Regions from separate parts of the Homo sapiens genome. Here region 2 is linked to region 1. The links are chromatin loops, found by intact Hi-C in ENCODE. Cell type or tissue: dorsolateral prefrontal cortex. All regions are shown on one strand. Each heading gives the region's core, and the rest is flanking DNA. Links, peaks and the distances in the headings are about the cores only.

Region 1 (2,897 bases), core at 177-2,676:
GGTGTTGAACAGCTCCAGGTCCACGTCCTCCACCTCATGGCCCCGGCAGCCCCCGGGGTGCGTCACCACCGACACGCCCACCACGTTGCCGGCCACATCCACGTGCAGGGTCAGCTGGTCCGACAGGTGCGACTCCACCAGGGAGCACTGTGGGGGGAGTGGGGTCAGTGGAGGTGGGGAGCCTGCTGCCTGGGCTCCACCCTAACCTCCCCCGGCCCCCACCACAGGACCCCCGGAGCATTTTTCAAAACCTTCCCATGGCTCCCTGTTACCCTCAGGCCCAAGTTCAACCGCCCCCCACCCGGGAGTCCTCACAATGCTATCCCCATGAAAGCACCCGCTACCTGGACCGACCCCTCCAGACCAGGAGGCCTCGGAAGGCAAGGCCAGGTCTGAGTCTCCCAGGCCTCTGCGGGCTCCAGAAACACAGGGGTTCGAATGGTGGAAGCAGGACCAGGGTAGGGGATGAGGAGGACGAGGGAGAAGGGGGCTCATCCCCGACACCAACTCACCGCAGGGACAAAGGAGGAGACATAGCCACCAGCTTCCAGGCCATCCAGGGCCCCGGGTCGCCTTGGGATCCGGACCCGGTACAGGCCATTCAGGGCTGCCACATCCTGGGGATGGGAGAAGAGGGTGCTGGTCAGAAGGATGGTGTCAGCCCTGGACAGGCTGTGATGCCCACCAGGCCTCCGCGAAGGCCCCTCTCCAGCCCCACCCACCTCACGGCCCACACTCCCCAGGCCAGCCAACCTGAGTCGACCCAGGACTCTTCCTGTTGGGGTGGCCCGGCTGGTGGGTGAGGCCAGGAGCAGCTGGGACCGCCCCACCTAGGGGAAAAGCCACCACAAGGAGGGCAAAGCCCAGCCCAGCGATGGAGTGGGTCCTGAGGACGCCTTCCCTGTGCCTGGATCCAGCTGCACCTGGCGTCCACCCTATGCCTGGACGTACCAGTTACATGCATAATAAATTCTGTTTGGGGACAGCTGTGACAAGAGAATCATGTGGGTACCATGCAGGAAGGGTGCTCAGGCAGACCTCACCGCGTGGCCACCAGAATCAAGCCTGCACTCCCCAGCCTCCCTCACAGCTACATCTGGCTGATGGGTGGAAGTGGGTTGTGCCAGCTTTTGCAAGCTTTCTCTAAATGCTGCTGCTCCTTCTGCCCCTCTTTCTCCCTCTCTATCCTGCTGCCTGGAGCCCTGGGGCCTCTCTGCATGACCCCTGCGGAGGATTGAGCTGGGCCCTTGAGGCTGCCACAACACAGGGCGACAGAAGTGAGCTCCTGTCCAACCATAGCTATTTTGAGGCTTTCTCCTCACAAACAAATCTCATCTAAGTGGTCATGAAACAGCTCAGCTGATCTGGAAAAGAAGAGGAGCCGACTGTGTGAACCTGCAGGGGAAGGGGGTCTGCCAGCAGAGGGAGCAGTGCAGGAAGAGGCCGTGATGCAGGACACCATGCCTGGCGGCGCTAAGACGAACTGCAATGCCGTTCCTCCAGGGGCAGTCATTGAGGACAGAGGCTGAGAGTGGCAGGTGGTGCTGGGAGCCCACCTGGGCCTGGAGGGAAGGCTGCTGGGGACCAGCAGGGGGTGGCTGAAGAGACAGCTGGAAACCCTCCATCCCCATCCACACCCAGCCCTGAGGGCCCCACCTCACCCGGAGTCGGCCCCGCTCCTCCTCGCTGAGCTGCCGCTGTGACAGGGACAAGGTACCATCCTGCTGGTTCCAGAGCAGTGAGCCCCGCTTCCGGAAGTTGGCACTGTCATCTGTGAGGAGCTCAGGTTCAGAGACGCCCCCTCCCCCGCCCACCCTTCAACCCAGGCAGGGGCCAGGAGGTCCAGCTTCAAATTTTGGCCTGGCCTCCACCCGAGTGACCAGGTTCCCTCCCCATCTGGGCCCCCATTTTGCTATCTGCAAAGTGGGGACACCTCCACCATGTTCCACCTCACAAGGCAACCCGTAGCAGATGCATGAACCCCACAGCTCCCAAATCCTGCCTCTGCCTCACCAGGTGACCCAGGGATAGCCACACAACCTCTCTGAGCCTCAGCTTCCCCAACTGCAAAATACGGAGGCTGTGGAGTTCAGGAATTCCCAACTACCTGGCCATGTCAGAATCAGGGGAGCTGTTCACTGAGCAGATGCCAGGGTTTGCAGAGGGGCACCAGCTTCAGGGTTTGTGCCCTCAGGTTCGGGGCCTCAGACTCGATTACTACACTCTGGGCAGCACTGACGTCCAGCTCTGGGAACCTGGACACCTGCATCATGGCAATTTAAGTTTGGGTTTGAAGCTGGCCCCTGCTCTGCCACTCACTCACGATGAGACCTTGTGTGGTGCCTACTCTGAGCCCGTTTCCTCTTCTGGAAAAAGGGGCTGACACGAATACCTACCACCTCACATGGCTGCTGTGAGGACATCTGAGTTAATACTTGCAAAGCGTGGAACCGCTAATGCTGGGCACGTGGCGACTGATCAGGAAAGCCGCTCTGAAATTATTACTGCTGTGATGACCTTTTAAAAACTGAGGTTTGTCTCACAGGCAAGGGGGCATTTAAAGAGTGTTTCTCTTCTTTCATGTCCCACTTTCCCCTAACCTGAGGCAAATCTGTTAGTAAATGGTTGTTAGTAAATGTCATACGACGGGAGGCACCCAGACTCCAAGTCTTGACTTCTCAGGGCACCAATGTTAAGTGTCTAGGAGAGGACGTTGCCTGACTCACCGATCTCAAATGAGTGCTCCAGCAGCAGCCCCACCGTGCCACAGGCCTCGCCCTCTCGACCTTCCGCCCCAGCCTGCAGAGGACACAGAAGGCCCCAGGTGAGGACCACCCAAGCCCTCAGCATAGTAGTCACCCACAGAACCCAGGACAGACAGACTGGTGGGCTGAGGG
Region 2 (2,826 bases), core at 327-2,826, 68 kb before region 1:
CATGCAAAGAACTGGGTTTTGAATCTGGACAACTTCTGCACTTACTGGATGAGTGACCTTGGGCAGGCACTTCCTCTCCCCCAGCCTCAGTTTTCCCTGCTGCAGAATGGGCGTAGAATCTTGCCAGCATGGAGAGGATGAGCTAGTGCAGGGCCAGGCGGGCCAAGCTTCCCTCTGCCTGCCCCAGCCTGCTGGGTGGGTCCATCGGCAGCTGTCTCCCTCCCTGTCCCTTTGTTCTGGGCATGGGGCAGGGAGGCGGCGATGGGGCTGCCTGGGTGTTGGCAAGCACCCAGGCCACATGGGCTCCTGTCCCTCACCAAGCCTCTCCCCCTTCTCTCCCCCACCCACAGCCCCCCAGCGTCCACGCGGAGCATGAACATTGAGGATGGCGCGTGCCCGCGGCTCCCCGTGCCCCCCGCTGCCGCCCGGTAGGATGTCCTGGCCCCACGGGGCATTGCTCTTCCTCTGGCTCTTCTCCCCACCCCTGGGGGCCGGTGGAGGTGGAGTGGCCGTGACGTCTGCCGCCGGAGGGGGCTCCCCGCCGGCCACCTCCTGCCCCGTGGCCTGCTCCTGCAGCAACCAGGCCAGCCGGGTGATCTGCACACGGAGAGACCTGGCCGAGGTCCCAGCCAGCATCCCGGTCAACACGCGGTACCTGAACCTGCAAGAGAACGGCATCCAGGTATGCGGGGCCAGCGGGCAGAGGGGGACCTTGGAGGGGACACTGGGGAGGCATGCAGATGTAGCCCATCCCTTCTGGGCCTCCCCACACCGGGGCTTCCCCGTCTCCGGCACCTGTGGATGTGGCCTGCGGGTCTGCATCCTATCAGCTGGAGCCGGGCTCCCGAGGTGGAGTGGAGGCCCTCCGGGCTTTGAGAGCACAGTGCTCCCTGTCTCTGAGCCACCGTGTCGGGGCCCAAGTGCAGGCCACCTGCCCAGCCCCCCCGGCACAGGACAGGCGGGTCGGCCTAGGCCGAGCCCTGGAGTCCCTGGGGTGTGGAGAGCAACCCTTTCACAGGGACCCCTGTGGCATCTGCACCACCACACCCTCTCGTGGCCTTGGGAAGGTGACGGCATGATTCTGAGCCTCAGTTTCTTCATCTGAAAAGCGGGGACAATGCAAGCCCCTGCGTTGAGGTGTTGCTGTGAGGGCTGATGGGTCTGGTACTTATTGGGGCGTTAGCTTGTGTGCTGGCACCTGGCGAGTGGTCAGAGGACAGGAGGCGTTTCCATGGTCATTTGCCGGGCAGTGCAGGGTTTGCGTCCCCATTTCCTGGAGCTGGTGTGAGAATTGGAGAGCAGAGAGGCTGAGAACGCTGTGGTGCTTGGCGCCATGGTGGCCTGTGGCTGGTGCTCAGGATGGGGCAGCTGCCACTCAATTAATGATGACTCTGATTAGGATAGGCCGTAAGCGAGGGCTTGGGGGGACAGAGCTGTGCTATTAGAAAGCAGGGCTTCTCAACCTCTGCCCTATTGACATTTGGGGCCTGCCCTATCATCCTTTGGCGGGCAGGGTGGGGGGCTCTGTCCTGTGTGCTGTAGGATGTTTACCAGCATTTCCGGCCACTAGATGCCAGTAGCACCCCACCCCCAGTTCCAAAAATATCTCCAGGCATTGCCAGTGATTCCCAGGGGATCATTACCCCAGGCTGATTTGGTCCAACTCCTGCCTCCAAGCAAGCCTCCTCCTGTTCCAGCCTGTAAAGCTGGGAGAGAAGAGGGTGCCGATGCCAGAGGTCCCAGCCCCTCCAGATCTAATCTTCCAGATGTAACAGCTCCCGTAAGAAATGCGGCTGCTTTTCTGCCTGGTCTGTCCCTGGGAAAGGGTGGGAGGACTTGGCTGCTCCCATCTGACCATCCTGAGAGCCAGATTCAGGGAAGAAAAGGGACCTCTCAGGGGAGCAGTCCCTTCCTGGTGGCTGTGGGGCAAGGGCCAGCGAAGGGGTCCAGAAACGTCAGGGGCGTCGTCACATCACCACCCCCCGCTCCCGCAGGGCCTTGTCCCTCTGTCCACGCCCACCTCCCACAGGCTCCCATGTCTGCCAGTTTGCTTTGAGTCTGCCCTGCATCTCCCTAGTTGCAGTCTCCACCGATCCATCCACATCTCCCTTGAGCAGGTGACATTCCGCACTGTGCGGTCCCCATGCACCTGCCCCCGGCTTCCCTGCACTCCATCCTTCCCCCACTTATACACGTGACGTTCAACAGACACCGGCAGCACCGGCTCTGCACCAAGCCCTGTCCTGGGTGGTGACCGAGCCAGGCAAAGCCCAGCCCTAGCCCCGGCAGCTCACATTCTAGTGGGGAAGAAATGAGGAGGAAAAGGAGCCAGTGGCTGGGACGGCACGCCAGGGAAACGCGCTTTGCAGAAATGGCCAGGGAGAGCGTGGGACAGGGAGGCACCCACGCCACTCACCAGCAGCCCCAGGCCGTGGCAACATCCCCGTCGTAGAACCTGGACCCGTTTCTCTTTGTGGGGGGGCGAGGGGGCTCAGTGAACAATTCAGTCCCACAAACGTGCTGAGCGCCACCAGCGGACGTACATTCATTTATGATAAGTCATGCACAGGCCCGCTCCCTCCGTATATCATGCACCTGGTAAAGCACACACCCAAGGTGGACATTGTCAAAGGGTGAAAAGCATCAATAGGGATCCAGACGCCTCTATTTCTCATCCTCCCCACCCAGGGGTTCTTGCACCGCCCCCTGCCCCACCCAGAGACATGGATGGAGGGTGTGTTCGTCCAGTCCACGAGAGTGGATGCTTGTGAGTGTTTGTCAGTGGGCTTGGCCTCCCTCAGTGGACACATCCCAGACAGCAAGAGG

What was found. Peaks named below come from ENCODE experiments on the same cell type or tissue, not always from the same donor. Only the 100,000 strongest peaks of a DNase experiment are listed, where the experiment ranks them.
Region 2: it touches region 1 in a loop (2.9-fold over the local background); 4 of 110 quality-filtered maps call a loop at or near these places.

Annotation. Positions count from the first base shown.
Region 1 is chr19:50,477,831-50,480,727 of GRCh38, reverse strand. EMC10 (ER membrane protein complex subunit 10) reads right to left here. Exons shown (of 7, transcript NM_206538.4): 2 at 2,727-2,799; 3 at 1,662-1,771; 4 at 513-617; 5 at 1-147. Among named protein-coding and RNA genes, the nearest start is that of GARIN5A, 2.4 kb to the right of the region's middle. In dorsolateral prefrontal cortex, for the core only: a CTCF peak has its summit at 1,435 (motif pointing right); a DNase peak (open chromatin) is centred at 1,424; H3K4me3 peaks cover 690 bases; H3K27ac peaks cover 583 bases.
Region 2 is chr19:50,546,398-50,549,223 of GRCh38, reverse strand. LRRC4B (leucine rich repeat containing 4B) reads left to right here. Exons shown (of 3, transcript NM_001080457.2): 2 at 351-682. The coding sequence starts at 386. Among named protein-coding and RNA genes, the nearest start is that of LRRC4B, 21 kb to the left of the region's middle. In dorsolateral prefrontal cortex, for the core only: a CTCF peak has its summit at 1,548 (motif pointing right); DNase peaks (open chromatin) are centred at 1,566, 2,159 and 2,516; H3K4me3 peaks cover 2,500 bases; H3K27ac peaks cover 2,500 bases.